Linked DNA regions of Mus musculus: region 1 is linked to region 2. Evidence: chromatin loops called from intact Hi-C (ENCODE). Cell type or tissue: left cerebral cortex. All regions are shown on one strand. Each heading gives the region's core, and the rest is flanking DNA. Links, peaks and the distances in the headings are about the cores only.

Region 1 (9,987 bases), core at 1,366-9,365, 48 kb after region 2:
GAAAGGAGAAAATATGTGTAGCTGACATTGCAGTTGGAAATCTTTGGTCCCACTTCTCCCTTTGCTGAGATTCTGCAGAACCACCCAAGATCCTACCTTGCAGAATTACTCTATCTGCCAGAGGCCACAAGACCTCTGCTTCTCTGGATAACTCCCTGGGCTGGTCCAGGGGAACCTGAGGTGGGGTGGGATTAGTGAAGGGGTGAGGGGGGTGGGGAGGGTGGGGTTTGGGGGCACAGCATCCTGCAAAGATCAGGTGGGACTCTGGGCAGCTGTGAAGCCTAGAGCTGGAAACATGAGAAGGGAGGCCTCGTCTGTTGGGAAGGTTGTAAGGGAAACCTCATCAGCCCCGTGGGGCCCCTCAGGCATGAACTCCACCTACAAGGGGACAGCAGGAAGTTTGCAGCTTAGAGCTAGGTTTTAAGGCTAAACATTTAGCAGAAAACCAGAGCGGCTCTCTGATCAGCAGCTCTCAAGCTGTGGGTCATGAAATGACTCTTTCACAAGGGTTTCCCAAGACCATCAGAAAACCCAGATTACTTACATTCTGATTCATTGCAGTAGGAAAATTAGGTATGCAATAGCAACAAAATACTTTTATGACAGGATCACCACAGCATGAGGAAGTGTATTAAAGGGTCACAGCATTAGTAAGGTTGAGAATCACTGGTCTAGATAAAGGGAACAGAGGCAGAGTATGCTGGTGTTCGGTGAGATTCATCCTGTCCACCAGAAGCAGTTACAGAGATGGTGAAGTCCAAGGTGGAAGGAGTTGGAAGGCATGAATTAGTTGAGAGACTTGTGTTACATTCAAGGTGCTTTGGAAGTGGGGCAGGTGGGGGGCATGGTAAGGTCTGTGACTCAGACCAAGCATCCTCCCCGATCCCTCCCACACATAAATGATGACATAACCAGGAAGAGAAGGAGCCAGCAAAGGACACAGACCTAGGAACAGTAAGACAGGGTAGAAAGCAGGGGCCCAGGCAGTATACAACACCTGGCCACTAGGTGAACCCCTCAGCCTCCTTTTGTCTCCCCTGTCATGTGGACCTTTTGTCCTGTCTTCTGCTACTGGAACAGAAAACCTCGGGCTGGATAAGCCACACACACGGTAGACATTTATTTAGCTCATGTGTCCAGGGGATGTAAAGTCCAAGATCGAGGGACCACATGTAGTGAGGACCTTCTTGTTTCCTTATAAGTCTGCAAGCACATGACAGACAGACAGACAGACAGACAGACAGACAGACAGACAGACAGAGATGGGGGTAATAGGAGTGGGAAAGGGAGTGGGGAAGACCAAACTGATAACAAACCACTCTCTAGAGAGCCACCCATACCCTGAATAATTTGATTAAACTGTTCCTGACCTCAGAGCAAATGTTCATTGCAATGAGTCATGGCTCTGTTTCAAGGCTACACCATCTTCTGCTATACCATCAATACCGGATCCTCACTGGGACACCTCTCAGATATTCTGTTGTCCTGTGCCATGGAGTTCCTTCAGCTTTGGATCTGCAGGGCTGGCCCCTTCACAAATTCCAGCAGATCATAGATGGGACAGATGTTGGGGTGTGCCAGCTCAAAGTGCTAGACCTTGGTCTGGGGGGTAGCTGAGTTGGTCAGTCTGCCAGCTCTCCAATGTTGTGGATAGCCCTGGGGCTAATTACATTTTATGTTAATTCCATTCTCCAGTGAAGGGTTTCATGTGAATGAGGAATGAGTCAGCACTCAGGTGATTTCCTGTAAACCTGCTTCCCACCTTAATTTGTAAAATAAAGGAAAGCTGATGATTGGGCAGATAAAAGGGAAGGTGGAGCAGAAGGTGAGGGAGAGAAGAAGGAGAAAATGCAGAGGAGGAGGAGGAGGAAGAAAAGCAGAGCAGAAGCACATGGCCTGGAGAAACCGCAAGTTCTAAGGGGTCTCATGAGCTGTGGAAGATGGTAGTGTAGCGGTAGATATGCCCAATCTAGACGCACTGCATGTAATCATATTAACTGTGTTGTGTTTTCATTACCAGGGCATATTTGGGAGATTTACTGCAACACTCCTGCACCCGAGCCACCAGTGTGAGCTCTACAGCACTGCCCTAGCTCATCCAATGCTACAACTGGCCAGGGTCAAGGTCTACCTGCCTGTTCTCATGTTCTCATGTGGTGGGAGGCAGCGTATCCCTACCTTTGCCACCAGGGGGAGTTCTGCTGTGCTGCTCAGCTAAGGTTCAAGGCCCATTCTCCCTAGTGCTGCAGCCAGTAAGGGGCTGGGCCAGCTCTCCCACGCTCATGCTGTCAGAGCATCTCACCTGCACCCCCACCATCAGGGTCAGCTCTACTGTGCTGCTCTATAGGGGGTGGTGCTGATGCTGAGGTCCTGTTCTTCAATAGGTTCTCGATTCATCAATAAAGATGCTAGCTGTCAATGACCTGGGCAGAACAGGTGGGACTTCCAAGGTCCCCACAGGCAAGCTAGCAGACCTAGGAGAGAGGGAGTTAAAGGAGATAAAGCCAACCAGCCATGTGAGTCAATGGTCACTGTATCTGATTATGCCAGAGTGGCAGGGGATGTTTAGCAGTACCCAGTCATTGAGTTAGCAAAGGCATTTTGAGATTAACTGGTGTGTGTGTGTGCATAGGGGCTGGTAGCGCAGCCTGCAGCCTGTTCCTGAAGCTTACGGCAGGGTAACAAAAACTACACACTCTACTGCCCAGGTGAGGGATGGAGCCAGTTCTCCCAAGAGCCTCACAAACATTCCTGGGCACACAACTCTGAGACACAGTGAGTGGTGTGTTCTCAGCCAATACATCTTAGGGTTGATTCGCTATATTATATTAGTCAGATTCTACATTTCCCCTCAAGATAGAGGCCATGACCCTTTGCATTTTACAGCTAAGGATAGGTGCAGTAAATTCCCTTGGCCGCACTGTCTGTTGTTCAAGTGATGGGGGCCAGGCTCCAGCTCCAACATGTCTCCTGGGTGAGAGGTTCTGTTTTCCTGCCCCACCAAGGCATCTGATTTCTAAATGGGAAGTGAAAGTTAAAAGGCAGCTGGGTCAGGGAGACCCTCGGTGGCCAGGCAGGGCCAGTACAAGATGGGTCTCCACCTCTGTGTCAGTCTCCCTGGGCATGCCTATTAGCCTCAGTGCCTGACATGGTTGGTCAAACCCAACATCATCTTTGTGTCAAAGTACTTCCATCACCAAGGTCAAGGCCCTTGCTCCTTACATGGTTTAGTTTTGGTGCTGGCCAGTCATCTCCTGGAGTCATCAGAGCCTGGAGAACATAGGTCGCAGTGCCTGTCTGCAAGCTTCACTTCTGTTTATTGAACTGCTTAGTCTTCACCACAGCTCATTCCTAATTTACCAATAAGAAATCTGAGGTTCGGGGAAGAAAAATGGTATCAAGGATTAGTTTTGTTTTGAATTCACAGAGCCATCTGACTCCATACTTAAGGGCAGCAGGCACCAAGCAGGTCTTTCCCTTCCCCTGACACGGAATCTTCCTAGCTTAGAGTCTTTCCGGAACTGGTCCCAGAGTGATCAAGGATGGTGCGAGTGTCAGCTCGATCCCAATTTACCCATTCTAACAGCTAAGCAGACTCCTTCCTAATATTAAAATGATAAAAACAGGGCTATAAAATCAGCTGGTTTTGTCATTTTGGTGTCTCCGAGTGGGACGAGCCGGGGGTGTGAGCTGGTTGTGGGCAGTGACACACACTGCTGGCAGCAAGAGGATGAATCATTAAAACAGAGTGTGGAGACTCATCATGGCGAGAGCTAGCCTGGCCTGGGGTGGGGCAAGTACCCCAGGCAAGAGTCAGGGCCTAGAGCTTTTCTTCCCAGCTCTGCTTTGGCTGGGGGCAGCTCCAGACCTCAGCTTTCTTTGATCTAGACTTGGGTGACCTTCAAGGTTACTTTTGGCTCTCAGTTCCCTGTTCCTCTGTTTGGGGATAGAAAAACATTTTCTGTGCCTGCCGTGAGCCCAATGTTTGTAATCCTTCCAGCAGTGGTTAAGAGATCATGAGCATTGGCCTATTGGAGTTCAGACCCAATTCCTGCTTGGTCAGTTTTCAGTGGCATGGCTTGGGCAAGCATGCCCCCTCTCCAGGCATGCTTCTCGCTACGTAACGGGGGCATCAACTGCCAATGTGCCCATGCAGTAGTGCCATGATACTCAGAGATGGAACATTTGTCATTAGAAATGAATGAAGTCATGAGGGTGGGGCCCCATGATAAGATTAATGTCCTTATAAGGGAAAAACTGAAATTGAAAGTCTCCCAACCCTGGGTGAGGACCCAGGGAGGCAAGGCATCTATCTACAAGCCAGGAAAACTGACCACATCTGAATCTGTCAGTTCACTACTTGAGAACTGTTTGTTCTTTAAGCCACACCATCTATGATATTTTGTTGTTTTGTTTTTTGTTTTTTTTTTTTTTTGTTTTTTCGAGACAGGGTTTTTCTGTGTAGCCCTGGCTGTCCTGGAACTCACTTTATAGACCAGGCTGGCCTCGAACTCAGAAATCCGCCTGCCTCTGCCTCCCAAGTGCTGGGATTAAAGGCATGCGCCACCACTGCCCAGCTCTATGATATTTTGTTTTAGCAACTGAGATGACTAAGGGTCATGGTAAAGAGGACTATGGGTGTGACTCTGCACCTGGGGTGGAGCAGGGAGCCTTAACACACTGCATCTTCTCTGGTCCTGACGTTAGCCTGACTTCTCCTGACAGCCAGATCACCTCTGGAGAAATGGCCAGTCATCCCAGGGCACCTTGGTAACTTCATTTAGTGCCGTGTATTTCTACTTGACTCGGGGCTATCCTTGAAAATGCACTTCAAAGGCAAGTTAGCATGTCTGACCCCTGACCCCAATGCCAGCACTGCCTTCCCACTCATACAGCCACTGGGTGCTCACATGTTTCTGAGTCCCTCACCAGGGTGGGTTCTACCTCTCCCTAAGAACTGTAAGAAACAGTCTGTCTGCTCATCCCTTCCTGAGCCATGGGCCTGCCCTCTTAAGACTGTTGTATGAACTATAGTTTAGTAAATTTATGATGACTAAAGGAACAGCCAGAGACAGTCATGAGCTAAACATGGCCTGGCAAAGCGGTCTGTGATCCCAGCAGTTAGGGGGCTGAGGCTGAGGATCTAGAGTTGAAAGGCCACCTGGACTACATAGCAATACTGTTTTTCAAAATCAAAGCAACAGTCAAAATTATCATCCTTATTGAGAAGTTACACATAGGGCTAACATGTGACATGGTTAATTCTACTTTTAGAGAAATGAAACTACACACTTTGTGTGTGTGTGTGTGTGTGTGTGTGTGTGTGTGTGTGTATGTGTGTAGATACCAATCCATAACACTGTTCATAGTAGTCAAACCCAAATGCAAACCGGTGAGCAGAGGAACTGTACGGATGGTCCTGGAAAAGGCCACAGACTGTATGGCTGTGCTTACATCAGGTCTACTAACATGAGGAGTCTACAACAGTCAGCTTCCTAGACCCAGGAAGTCCGGTGGTCATCAAGCCATGGAGAAGGACTTGTGTTCCTTAGTGGTAAAGTAAAGACGGTCTTAAGCTCTTATTCACAACTGCGAAGACGCTGCTGGACTACACATTTCAAATGGCCATGACAGTGATTCTTATGTTTGCTAACATATTTTTAAAATATTTATTTCTTACTACTTTATATGTGTATGTACTCTGCCTGCATGCGTGTGTGCGTGTGCGTGTGTGTACACCACATTGTGCCTGATGCCCTCAGAAGTTAGAAGAGAGCACTGGACCCCTGGAGTTACAGGAGGTGTTGACCCTCCACATGGCTCTGGGAACTGAACCTAGGTCCTCTGTGAGAGCAGTGAGTGGCATTAGCAGCGGAGTCTTCTCCAACCACAGTAACAGAATATTTTAAAAAAGCAAACATAAAACTATGCCATCTACAGATAAGCCTACCGAGAATGAAGGTTGGTGGTTGCTCCAGGCTGGAGGAGGGGAAATGCGGAGCCATTTAAAGGGTTTCCTTTCAGCACAATTTGGAGCTTTATGGAGGTGGTGTTTGCATAAATTTCAAACACATTAAGTGCAACTGCCTTCACCTTAAAATGGCTAATTTTATATTATGCAAATTTATATGAATTTCACCTCGATTTAAAAAAAGAGTCAGTAGATTTTATGAAGTATAAAGCCAAATGCATTGGGCCAGCAGGATGACTGAGCTGGCAAGACTTTAGAACTGAGCCAGGGCACCCACTTAGAGGAAAGAGAATGCACAGACTCCTGGCTGTTGTCCTCTGACCTCCCTGCGTGCAGCACATGCCCCCTCCCCTCACAAAGGAAGAACACATAATATTTCTTAACAAAATGAGAAAAGTATATTCTAATTTGGGTGTAGTTCAACCTGGGATTAGCATGTATGCACTGTGAATTTAACCCTCTGCTCCCAAACAATGCCGGTAGTAGTAGTAAAATAATAATAATAAAATCATGCTAACTTACGGATACTTTCCCATATGGAAGCCTTAAGAAAGGTCCTGAATTTGTTAAAACTTTTCTGGGGGAGACACAATATAGAGGTCTATTCACTCCAAACAGGGAGGTCTATTCACTTCAAACAGGGAGTCCATGACAGACCAGGAAGTCCTACCTGGTGAACTATGAGTTTTATTGAGGTTGCTTACAGGAACACAGGAGAGGGGTTACGTACAGAAACAGAATGGCTCAAAGATAACTCAAAGCCCACCAGAGCATACTACACAGCCTGCAGGCAGCTCATCAGTTGGAGAGTGTCCTTTCCAGATGGTTCAATTCATCTAAACCTCTTCGAGGGGGTATCCTGGGGGCCGGGGAGCTTGGTTCTGTTACAGGCCTTGTGGAGGGGAGCAGTCAGGGAGACGCTGCTGGCACAGAACTCTGAGCTGCCGGCAGCGCTGTCCTAGTTCCTAGACAGTGTCTTCTAAGGCCTTGCTGTGGGTTTGCTGGTTATCTCTCAGTGCCTGAGAAGGTTTTCAGCAATGGGACTGAATGCCTTCAAGGATTCCCTCTTTAGGGCCATAACAACCTGCTTCATTACAGTGTGGTTAAATACATGATTCCCCTGTGAGATGAGGGACACCACCATTAAAAGTCTAGAGAGAGACCTGGTGTCCTCACCAGCTGCAAGTCACATCTCTAGTCCCCTCTAGTAATCAGTAGAATGCTTTAGCCAGTGGGACTCCATTCTCCAAAGGTTTTGGGCCTGGCAGGTTACAGGGCAGCGCTTTCTGCTCTGGTTTTTGGTTCTTCCAATCTGATGAAGAGACAGGCAACAAAACAGAAAGGAGGGACTGAAGGGATGGCTTGCTGGATGAGAGCTTTGCTGCTCGAGCTCTCTTGAGTTGGAGTTTGGATCCTAGACCCACGGACAAAGCCCAGCATGGCTGTGTAAGCCCAGATCTGTACAGGGCTCAGGAGGATGGCTGGGGCTTTCTGGTAGCTAGCCACCTCCAGGTTCACAGACAGACCATAAGGTGGAATGATAGAGAACACCCACCCAACAGCCTCCTCTGCCCCACAGAGGGAGAGGGGGAGAGGGGGGAGGGACAGGGAGGGGGGAGGGACAGGGAGGGGGGAGGGGGGAGGGAGAGGGGAAATAGATATGTCTTTCCCATTGTGCTCCCTGGTCCACTGTGAGCAAGGTCTGAAGGCATCAGAGACAGCCTGTAGGCATTGTGCAACCTGATTTTAGAATCCTCTTGTGGCCATGTTTTAGGAACGTGACTCATGGGATATGGGTGGCAGTGCCACACCTTCTCTTAATGCAGCCAATGTCAAATGTGAGGGGGTGAGCAGTCTTTGCTGTTTCCTATTTCATCTTTATTAAAAAGATCTAACTGGCCAGGCATGGTGGCACACGCCTTTAATCCCAGCACTTGGGAGGCAGAGGCAGGCGGATTTCTGAGTTCAAGGCCAGCCTGGTCTACAAAGTGAGTTCCAGGACAGCCAGGGCTATACAGAGAAACCCTGTCTTGAAAAACCAAAAAAAAAAAAAAAAATCTAACTGCAGTGCTCTGGACACTAATGAATAATATTTCCATAGTGGGCTGTTTTCTTCTAGGCTAAAAGATGACACCCTCTACCCTCCCCACCCAAAAAACTTTTTGGGTAAGCCAATCTTATTTAAGTTGGATGCCTTATGAACAGAGACTGAAGAGCAACAGCAAAGGCCTTACCTACCTGCTTCTCCACCCCCACATCTACCTTTGGTCTCAGCTCTTGCAAATCAGTGGAGGATGTCTGATTCCCACACTGTTATCAGGATCCTCCCAACAGCTGATGCACAGCTTGGAAGCAAGAAATTCTTGCCTGTTCGAGCTTTAGGTGTCAGTCAGTGGGAGGTAAGGCATGGTCTCTTCTCTTAACAGCCCACGGCACACATTTAATGTCATGCTTAAGTAAGTTCTTCAGAGAGATGACAGTGCATGGAGATGCAGCTCTGGTTGCACGGGGCTTCTCCAGTGCACTCCTGAACAGATCTGGACTCGCTCCCCTGCGACTGTAGAAATGGGGTGTGGTGGCACATGCTTATAACCTAGCACCCCAGCCCATGTGGTCCAGGGACAACCGTCAGGCCTTGGGTTTCTCCTCCTATTATATGGTCCTGGGACCTCAAAACTTACAGGATCTTCAGAAAGCATCTTTACCTGCTGAGCCATCATGCTGGCCATAATATATATATATGCCTCTGCCTCCTGAGTCTGTGCTACCTCACCTGGTCATACCACCCCCACCCCCCCCATCCCCCCCCATCCCTCAGCTTCGTGTCATGCTTTTACTAGTAATTCCAAGTCCAGCCAACATGAGACATCACTGTGACATTTAGAACAAAGGGTCTATTTCTTCCCCCTCACCACTGCACAGCCAGTCCTCCTCACCCTGTGTCATACTCCTCTTTCCTGACCCACTTATCCTTTTGCTGACCCTCCCCTTCCTGCTTTACTCTCCTCAGTCTCCTTTCTAGGAGCATAAAAGGCTGGAGAGATTAGCCTCCTAATGATTTGTCACAAAAAAATCCAATCCTGTAGTCCATGATAGAACCAACTCCCAAAAGTTTTCCTCTACATGCCTACACGCCTGCCTCTCCTCCCTCCTCTCTCCCCTGCCCTCCCTCTTTCCCTCTCTCTCTCTCACACAATAATAATGGAAACAATAATATAATACTTTTTAAAAAGAGTGAATAAGAATTCTTTAGGAAAAGCAAAGGTACTGTCTCCTGTCATTAGGCTTTTCCTTCCTAGTAAAAGCTTGTTTTGATTAAATGCTTTAAAGTCATGCTTTAGTCTTTAGAAGAAAAAAAGGGGGGGGGGAGGACAAATCAACACCTAAAGCTGCATTTTAAAGAGATTTTACATTTTTAATTATGTTTGTGTGAGTAGATTCTGGAGACCACCAGTGGGCTGGAGGTACAGATGCTATGAGCTTATCTGCTGAGCTCTCTCCATGTTTGATCTTGTCTGGTTATAGTTGATTCATGTGCACCCTACCTATCAGAGTAACTTGGTTGTCTCTAGGCTTTTTGCTAAATAGGAGCTGTGAATATGGGTGGTTCTCTGGTTTCTCGTGCACACCCCAGATTTCTAGGAAGACAGGCCTATAACGGAACCACCAGGTTGAAATGCTCTCCTCTATAAGGTAATGCTTTTATTTATTTTTGGTAAAGAGCGATTCTGTTTGCACAAACGATAGACAAAGTTTTGCTATGTAGTCCCAGGGCATTGAGGGTGATGGGATCCCAGGACGCTCTCCTTTATTGAATGTATATTACACACGCATACTAGCATTCATACCAATCCTCTGCAAAGCCCAGAAGTCCACTTCTAGATACCTTATTCACTTGAATTCATACTGCTTTATGATTCAAAAATGCACAATTTTGAGCTAACACTTTAAAAAAAAGCTTTCCTTACACATCAGTATCAGCAAGTTAGCCTAGAACTTTAAATTTTATTTTTGGC
Region 2 (9,987 bases), core at 753-8,752:
ACAGATGACTACAGCTCCTCGGTGGTGGACGGGCAAGGTAAACACAGCATGCCATGAGGTGAGTGCACTGTGACATTTTTATTCTTTTCCTATGTGTGTGTGTGTGTGGGGGGGGTGTGTATGTGTGTGTGCATGTGTGTGTGCATGGGTGTGTTGACAATCAGGAATAGTCACTACAATCCACCCCTTGTCAACTTGACTCAAATAATATCTCATGTCCACATGAAACAATAACAAGGTCGTGAATATGCCTAACATGATACGCCTAACATTCCTCGTACAATTGCAAATGCATTTGTAAATTTACAATGGGGCAACGTCCCTTGGGAACATTCTTTTAGTGTCTCAACTTAAATACCAATTGATATTAAAGAAATTGGAAGAAAGATAAATGTATTCGTTAGCAAAATAAGACAGAAGCATTTATATTACTTTATAATCCTTGTTTCTACAACTGGTTACATGGCCTTAATTGGTATTTATAACTACCTTCCTCTACTACCCATTTTGTATTTCCTTTCTAAGTTTGCTATGCTTGTTCAAACTTCTCTTCATAAGACTTAACCAGAGAACAAAGTCTTTGCTGGGCTTTTTTGAAACTTCCTTTGTCAATGCAATTAATCTGAGTCTCTTCACCTTAGCCTCAGGCAGACTTTCCAGAAAAGGGCAAAAAGTAGCCACGTTCTTCACCTAAATACCACAAAAACAGTCTTTATGCCACATTCTGGAATTCTTCTCCTTTAAAATCTCTTGGGCCAGGTCAATACAGTTCAAATTACTCCCAGCAACAAAGTCTTCCATATTCCTACTAGGATGACCCATTAAGCCCCATTTAAAGCATTCCACTGCTTTCCAAATCCAAAGTCTCAAAATCCACATTCTTTCAAATAAAAGCATGATCAGGCCTATCACAGCAATACCCCATTCCTGGTACCAACTTCTATCTTAGGGTTTTACTGTTGTGAACAGACACCATGACCAAGGCAAGTCTTATTAAAAAAAAAAAAAAAAAACCCAACATTTAATTGGGGCTGGCTTACAGGTTCAGAAGTTCAGTCCATTATCATCAAGGTGGGAGTATGGCAGTAACCAGGCAGGCATGGCACAGGCAGAACTGAGAGTTCTATGTCTTCATCCAATGGCTGCTAGTGGAAGATTGACTTCCAGGCAACTGGGGTGAGGGTCTTAAGCCCACACCCACAGGTCACACCTATTCCAACAAGGCCATACCTCCAAATGGTGCCACTCTTTGGTCCAAGAATATACAAACCATGACAACATGAAAATCCAGTTTTCCAACCTTTTCTGGACTGAATACTTGTGAGCCCCAAATGATTATACAAAAATTCTACTTCCAAAAGGGATAGCATTAAAGATGGGGCATGGGAGAGCTCCTTAGGGTCAGACAGGGTTGTGAGGACCTCACAACAGGATTACCATCATCCTAAGAAGAGATGCAGAGGCATCTCTGTCCTTACTATGTAGCATCAGAGGGGGAATTGCTGAGCCCTCTGCAGGGCAGGGAGGGAGTTCACTGCAAGCAGACAGGGCCCTGGCCCTGGCTTCAGACTTCTAGACTCTACAACTGGAAGACATAGTTTCTGATGTTTAAGCCACCTGGCCCATGGCACTTTGTTATGGCAACTAGATCAGATTACTATAATACGCAGCCACTGGGGAGGCTAAGCAGAGCGTGACTGTGAGTATCATACCCTGCTGCTGGGTGCTGGGTTTTAGGGAGGCTCAGAGTCACCTCTCTGGGGGTGGAAAAATGCAGCTTGAGATGCGGGAAGGCCAGAGTCCTGACTTCCAGACTTCTAGTTGCTGCTGGAGAACCACACAAGAAGTCAGGAACAAAGAGTTGGGGGTCCCCTGGTCTGTGACATGGCCGGGGGCCATGGTGGTTCTCAGACTCTCGAACATCCAGATGCCTATGGAAGTCATAGAAGATCTGAGATCAGAAGAGGCCTGCGAGCTGAGGATTAGCCCAGGCCGGGGGGGGGGGGGGGGAGGGTTGGAGGGGGCACACGAGGTGCTCTGTCCGGCTTAGCTCGGCTTGACTGTCCTTTGGTGACTGTCCTTAGCCTGGTGATGGCTGTCTGGAAGGGCAGAGAGACCTTCTGTGGGAGACCTAAGCTGCAGCTCAGTAGTCGAAGGCTTTCTCCATGCTTCTCAGACAGGTTCCTGATGAAATAGACAGCCCTTGGTTCTAAATTGTCCTGGTTGTTCATCGTGGAAAGTGGATGCGCACCAACCTCTCAGGGTGGACCAGAGATTAAATACCTTCGCAGGGAGGAATGTCTGGGAATGGAAGCTTATTAGCTAAACTCTCAGGGCCTCTAGATACCTCATTAACGTGGAGAACTCCCTTCTGGGCCTATGTGACCACAGGTCACGTTTCCTCATGTGGGAAGGGTGGTACGTGTTCCAGCAGGGAGGCTGCTACTGTCTCAGGCGTGTACCCTGGGTATCTGGAAACTCAGACCCGCTCTACCCACTAGGCTTCCTGCTGTGGTTTACTGTCCCACAGCTTCTGAGCCTTCCTCCTCCTGCCTCCAACCCCCACCCCACACAGTCTTTCTTGTTCCATAGCTCCTCTTCAAGAGAATGGGTGTTCAAAGCCCACTGGGTTGATAATGAGGCTTGCTGGCATAGCTGAGAGGGTGGGTGGGTAAGACAGGTGATACCCATCCCCTTGTCAATGCCAAGAACATGTGGTAGGGGCTGAAGAGCTGGCTCTGCAGTTAAGAACTCTTTGACTGTTCTTCTAGAAGTCCTGGGTTCAAGTCAAAGCACCCACATGGCAGCTCACAACTACTCATGATTTCACTTCCAGGGAATCCATACTTGCAGGCAAAATACTCATTCATATAAGTAAAAATAAATTTTGAAAAAAATGTGCCGGGCATGGTGGTGCACGCCTTTAATCCCAGCACTTGGGAGGCAGAGGCAGGTGGATTTCTGAGTTCGAGGCCAGCCTGGTCTACAAAGTGAGTTCCAGGACAGCCAGGGCTACAGAGAAACCCTGTCTGGGAAAAAAAAAATGTGCTGTGACTGGTGACTGGTGACAAGCGTAGTTGCTTTCTAGGGTCCTGTTCTTGTAGCATCCACTGTGGGCTTCCTCTGCCCTCCAAGGCACTGCTCACACTTCCTGGTTTGATTAACCCAGGGTAGCACATGAGTTTGTATAAATTCTACTTACAGTTTTATAAACTAGCCATTTGAGACTGCCATCTGTTCTGACTAATGTACAAGTTATACAAGTGTTTCTCTGTTGCACCTTCACCCTCTCCTCCTCTCCCCTCCCCTCCCCTCCTCCCCCTCTTCCTCGTTCCCCTTCTCTCCTCTCCTTCCCCTCCTATGGGGGACAGTCATGGAGAATGGTTCTTTTCCTCAAAGTGTCTTGAGTCATAGTTATTATCATTATAATTATTATTTTCAAGACAGGGTTTCTGTGTGGTCCCTGCTGTGTTCGAAACCTTTTCTGTAGACCAGGCTGGTTTGGAACTCAGAGATCCACCTCTACTGCCTCCTGAGTGCCAGGATCAGAGGTGTGCTCGATTCTTCCCAGCTTTGAGTCATATTTAAAAGACTCTGTTTTCCCTAGTGACTAAGTAGCAGGTATGTTCATCCACAAATGTAAGCACTAAAAATAACATGTTTACCATAGTTTTCATCCAATTTAGTTCTAATTTGCATATTCATTCTCTCCCCTCCCCCGGTAAAACGGAGGTATGTTTGGGATTTATTCTCTCAAACACACCCTCCCATTCTATGACTGAACAATGGAAAGCATTTCTGGTTTCAGGGCTCAGTGATGGGGATCCAGCTGGCCAGGGGGTTCCTTTGGGTGTGGATGAGGATCTACATCATAAGTGCACTACACACATATGGGCACACACATGGGCACACACATGCACACATACTCATGTACACACGTACACATATTCCTACATATGTGCGCACAGCACATTCATGCACATACATGCACGTATACACACGTGTACACATGTACACACATGTATGCACAAATGCATACACATACATAGTGCTGCTGGAACTGTAACCTGACCTGGTGTCTTCAGAATACAGTATCAGAGTGTAACAAGGTTGAACAGTTTGTAATGCCTGCACTTCTCTGACTCTGTGTTATACACTTTCCCAAAGTTCATTACACACACACACACACACACACACACACACACACACTTTGCACATTTAGTTTATGTCTTCAATTCTTATGATTCCTAAAAGTTCAACTCTATCGAAACTCAAAAGCCATTGAAAGATGCGTTGCTGTGGTCCTTTTTCTGGTTTTCAGTAACAGGCCCCACCCAGTCTTCTGACTGAGGCAGGAGAAACAAAACAGGAAACAGCACTGTGTGTGGAGGAGACAACCACGCTCAGGTTTAAAGAATATTCTCGGGCCCACGGACATGTTAATCAGCGGCAGTCAATATGAAATTGGGACAGATCTAATAGCATCGAAACAGTCGTGCATCTGGGTTCGCGAACGCGAAAAGGAGGCTCGCATAAATACAGTCACCACATTGGAATTTCTCAGTTACACACCATGTAAAGGGCGGGACTTCCTTTATTAAGGATATGACCTCTAAAAGTTAAAAACAGGGACTCCCCCTTTTTTCTCTCAACATAGTTTAACCCGGAGGCTCTGGGTCTAGTTATGTACAAAGTGTCACATTTAGAACATAAAAGAATAATTTTTCGAGCGGATTTGCAAGAGCTGCACATACAATTTTCTACCGCTAGATGGCTCTGAACCTCACAGTGGCGCAGTAATGATATTTGTGCCTATTTATAGATACAGATCGCAGACCCTTCTGTTAGTTTCATAATCCTCTTACGTAATGCTGGCTTACCAGGGACGGTTAATTACCACTCTGGAGATGGGCAGAAGGACCCTTAGGACACGATGTCCCTAGCACTGGACTGGAAGTTCTTAAAGGGTCTGTCCTTGGGTGACCAAGCAGAACTCCAAAACTCTGGAATTTGTCCCCAGAGAAACCGGAGAGGCCAGAGAGGCCAGGTGAAGGATAAAAACAAAGAGCAGCTGCCTGAAGCACGTGACCAGCTGGATGCTGGTGGCTGAGGCCAAGTCAGCCTGTTCTTGGGTCTGGAACCGGCAGAGAGCTAATGCTCTAAGAAGCTTTCTCCTAGCAGCCGCACCTGCCCACAGCCCTCTTCAGAGGCCTGTTCTAGTCACATCTGCCCACCCCTAGGGACTCAAGGACCAGCAAAGCCATGCTAGTGTTCCTGACCAGAGAGCTGCACCAGTCTGCTTCCTATGGGCATTTTCCTAAGGGCACCAACTATTCTTTGTCTGTGAGGCCCACATAGAACTATGGCCAACAGTTTGCACACAGTAGGTACATATTCAGTGTCTGGTGGAAACAAGGGGTTTGACAGGAAGGGTCAGAAAGGCTGATGAAGTAATTGCTTATAAGTTTCTGAATCTTTTTTTTTTTAAATTTATTTACATTTCAAGTGTTATCCCTTTACCCAGTTTTCCTCCCCTTCCAGAAAACCCCTATTTCATACCCTCTCCCCCTGCTTCTATGAGGGTGTTCCTCTCTCCACCCACCCACCCACTCCCGCCTCCCCGCCCTCAATTCCCCTACACTGAGGCATCTATTAAGTTTTCAGAGAACCAAGGACCTCCCCTCCCATTGATGCATGACAAGGCCATCCTCTGCTATATATGCCGCAGGAGCCATGTGTACTCCTTTGTTGGTGGCTTAGTCCCTGAGAGCTCTGGGGAGTCTGGTTGGTTGATATTGTTGTTCTTCCTATGGGGTTGCAAACCCCTTCAACTCCTTCAGTTCTTTCTCTAACTCCTCCACTGGGGACCCCCCCCCCCCCCGCACTCAGTGCTAAGGTTGGCTTCGAGCATCTGCCTCTGTATTTGTCAGGCTCTGGCAGAGCCTCTCAGGACACAGCTGTATCAGGCTCCTGTCAGCAAGCATTTCTTAGCATCCACAATAGTGTCGGAGTTGGTGACTGTATCTGGGATAGATCCCCAGGTGTGGCAGTCACTGGATGGCCTTTCCTTCAGTCTCTGCTCCTCACTTTCTCTCCATATTTGCTCCCGTGAGTGTTTTGTTCCTCTTTCTAAGAAGGACCAAAGGACCCACACTTAGGTCTTCCTTCTTCTTGATCTTCATGTGGTCTGTGAATTGTATCTTGAGTATTTGGAGCTTTTGGGCTAATATCCACTTATCAGTGAGTGCATACCACGTGTGTTCTTTTGTGATTGGGTTACCTCACTCAGGATGATATTTTCTAGTTCCATCCATTTGTCTAAGAATTTCGTGAATTCATTTTTTTTTTTAATAGCTGAGTAGTTCTCCATTGTGTAAATGTACCACATTTTCTGTATCCGTTCCTCTGTTGAAGGACATCTGGGTTCTTTCCAGCTCCTGGCTATTATAAATAAGACTGCTATGAAAGGGTCAGAAAGGCCGAAAAAGTAATCACTTGTAAGTTCACATTCTCATTAAGTCTTTCCCACTGCAGCGGGAGGGCTAAGAATCTGAACGCTCATTAAAATAGTCTGGATTCAATCAGTGGCTACTAGCTGTGTGACCCCGGGCCAGAGATGTCATCTTTCCACATCTTAAATCCGGTTCCTGTAAAATGGCAACAATATTAAAACTTACTTCATGGATTAGGCTCAAAGATGAAGTAAGTTGGTATTATAGTGTGCTAAATAGGGCTCCCAGGACAGAGTAGGCACCAGCGGGACCCAGTGAGAATGCTGTGAGCGGGCCCCATGCAGGCCCTTGGGTCTCTTGACACCCTCAGTGAGATTTCCTTCCCAGAGTTAGCAAGGGGGTGAGGAAGCAGGAAGCTGCCATGCACATTAAGTACAGTTGTCCCCATCGTGGCTAGGTCAAGCCTCACGCAGGCTGTGTTTGGGTCAGGAAATTGATATGGTACAGTGAGCAGCTTCAACTTTGACCGCCATGGTGGTGTCTGGGTGAACCATGTACAGGTTTGCTTCCACTCACCATGCCCCCAGAGCAGCGGTTCTCAGCCTGTGGACTAAGACCCCTTTGGGGGTCCGACGATCCTTCCACAGAGGTCTCATATCAGATATACCACATGTCAGATATTTACATTGTGATTTGTAATGTAAATATGAATAACTGTAGCAAGTTACAGTTATAAAGTAGTAACAAAAATAACTTTATGGTTGGGGGTCACCACAACATGAGGAATTGTATTAAAAGGGTCATAGCGTTAGAAAGATTGTGAACCACTGACCCAGATAATACAGAATAACAAGCTCTTACATAGTGTGCACAATGTATTGGGGGTTGTAAATGATCTAGAGATTACGTAAAGCAGACATACATGATATACATATCCCCAGCCTTCTGACACTGCAACACAATCTTGTTTACAAAGTTCATGGACACATGACATGAAAACAAGTATCACACACACGTGCATACACATGCACACACACATGCCTGCACACACACCACACACATGTACACACCGGTATACATACTATACATGCACACACACACACACACACCACAGTCTCCTGATCTCGGTTTTGTGATGTGCTGTTTTCACAGCTGTACTGGCCTCGGAGAGGACATACCTGCAGACATTCTAGGTTTGATTTACTTGATGTTTCATTCCTGAAATCAAATCCTTGAAACACCGACCTAAAGGGGAAAGGTCATTCTGGCTCACGACCTCCGAAGTTTCTGGCCATGACCAGCTGGTTCCATGATTTGAGCTTGAGTGGACTTTCATGCTGCTGCTGGGACGGCTAAGGTAAAGCAGCCCTCCTGACAAACAGGAAGAAGAAAGAATGACAGCCAGGAACCAGGAAGAAGACAGGAAATCCCATAGCCTGACAACTAGTTAAGTCTCCATCACTTCCCAATAATGTCAGTTATGACTCCATTTGTGAAACCACAGCCCTCATAACCTGACCACTTCCTCAAAACGGTCACTGGTGACAAGCCATCAGCACTCACACATCCAGAATGCATCAAGTTCAGATAACAGCAAGGCCATGCTCAAATACTGCATCACCTGATAAAGAGGAACTAGAGCATTCCTGCATTTTGAAATGTGAAGGATCCAACAGCTCAAATACAGAAGGAAGGACAATGATGCTGGACACCTGTTGTAGAAAACATTTTTTTAAATATTTTATATGTGACTACACTGTTGCTGTCTTGGACACACCAGAAGAGGGCATCGGATCCCATTATAGATAGTTGTGAGCCACCATGAGGTTGCTGGGAATTGAACTCAGGACCTCTGGAAGAGCAGTTAGTGCTCTTAAGCCATCTCTCCAGCCCTGTAGAAAACATTTCATCTCAATCTGGGATCATTCAGTTCCCAGATTAAAAAAACACACACTTTTGCTATTTACAATAAGTCTTAATCAGCACTGGAGCTGGACAGACATCTACCCTCTATGCTTCATCTGGGCCGCTCTTAACTCCGATTGGCCAGCCCCTGTGGCCATGCTTTCCTGACTCCTAGCCCACGGGGTCTTTCTGCTCTCTCCACCTTCTCTCTTTCTCCTCGTGGTCTCATCCGACTCCAAGTTTGGGAACACCAAGCCCCACCTATCTCAATTCTGTCCTGCAAGCATCTTTTTTTTTTTTCCTTTTTTAAAGATTTATTTATATATAAGTACACTGTAGCTGTCTTCAGACACTCCAGAAGAGGGAGTCAGATCTTGTTATGGATGGTTGTGAGCCACCATGTGGTTGCTGGGATTTGAACTCCGGACCTTCGGAAGAGCAGTCGGGTGCTCTTACCCACTGAGCCATCTCACCAGCCCGGCTGTAGGCATCTTTATTCAGCAATCAGAAATAACTTAGGGGCAGGGTCACATAGCATCACTCAGGTCTATGTGGGGACTCTCTCCTCTCTGGAGCAACCAGGTCTTGGGAGCCTACACTTAGCACTACAATACATAACAAAGTACCAAACTCAACAGGCATCTACCTTCTCCTTAACTCTTTGAGTTTGTATAACTTTATACACCTTTTTAGCTTGGTGTAGTGGCACATACCTTTAGTCTCAGGACTCGGGAGGCAAAGGCAAGCAGATTTCTGAGTTCGAGGCCAGCCTGGTCTACAGAGTGAATTCTAGGACAGCCAGGGCTACACAGAGGAACCCTGATGGTTAGCTGGGGCTGAAGAAGCAGTCATGATTCAAGACACCAGAACTGCTAGAGTGAAACCGTTGCTTTGTTAGGGTGTTGGATACTGGTTGACTGAAAGCCAGTCCTGCCTAGATTGCTCTTGATTTTAGAAGGTCGCTGCAAGAGAACTGGGTAGAAAGAGCCTTGGTGAGGGGAACCCTAGTGAGGAGGAACGTTCCTTCTGTGTACTCGGGGTTATTTGAGGGCCTGCTTTAGGTAAACACTGCAATGTCTGCTGACTTATAAGTCAAAGTTTATACTTGATTTCAAAGTTGTGGATAAGATACTGTCAACTTAAAAATCACAGCTCTCATTTTAAACAGAATAAGAGATCGTTTATTCTGGAGCCATTTTGAGTGACCGTGGCCTGGGAACTCAGATTTAGGTTACCTCAAATTTCGGGTTCTGATTTTAGAAGCAGTTTCTCAGGGTTCTTTCTTATAGCTTTACAGAACAAAGGAAGTCAAGGCATGTTTAAAATACACTGGTGGGTACACCAGAGAGTCAGGGACACTGAGCTGGGAAAGCTTTTCTACATCTGAAATGTTATCTGATGACATTCTTAGCTCTTGGATTGGTGGAAACTAGTGTTCTGCTTAAGTTAATAGCTTCTAAGAGATTTTTATTTATTATAACAAGGTGTGAGTTTAGATACAGGGTAGGGCAAGGGATGGCAGTTCCAGAAACTAAGATTAGCCCCAGATAAAGTAATGAACCTACAAAATTTGAATCTCCACAGCACTTAGCTTCCAATTGCTCTGTAGTGTCTGCAGACACAGACTCCT

The links. Hi-C counts contacts between places; a loop is a spot of excess contacts. Peaks named below come from ENCODE experiments on the same cell type or tissue, not always from the same donor. Only the 100,000 strongest peaks of a DNase experiment are listed, where the experiment ranks them.
Region 1: a loop joins it to region 2, with 2.6 times the contacts of the local background. A loop is called at or near these places in 6 of 42 quality-filtered maps.

Annotation. Positions count from the first base shown.
Region 1 is chr15:36,758,600-36,768,586 of GRCm38, forward strand. No RefSeq gene overlaps it. Among named protein-coding and RNA genes, the nearest start is that of Ywhaz, 31 kb to the right of the region's middle. In left cerebral cortex, for the core only: a CTCF peak has its summit at 2,183 (motif pointing right); DNase peaks (open chromatin) are centred at 2,240, 3,702, 6,003, 6,979 and 2 more places; H3K27ac peaks cover 1,203 bases.
Region 2 is chr15:36,711,477-36,721,463 of GRCm38, forward strand. It overlaps Gm41297 (a long non-coding RNA gene), which reads right to left. Exons shown (of 3, transcript XR_875152.2): 2 at 7,631-7,823; 3 at 6,406-6,647. Among named protein-coding and RNA genes, the nearest start is that of Gm41296, 6.9 kb to the left of the region's middle. In left cerebral cortex, for the core only: CTCF peaks have their summits at 4,761 and 8,222 (motif pointing right); a DNase peak (open chromatin) is centred at 4,837; H3K4me3 peaks cover 908 bases; H3K27ac peaks cover 1,299 bases.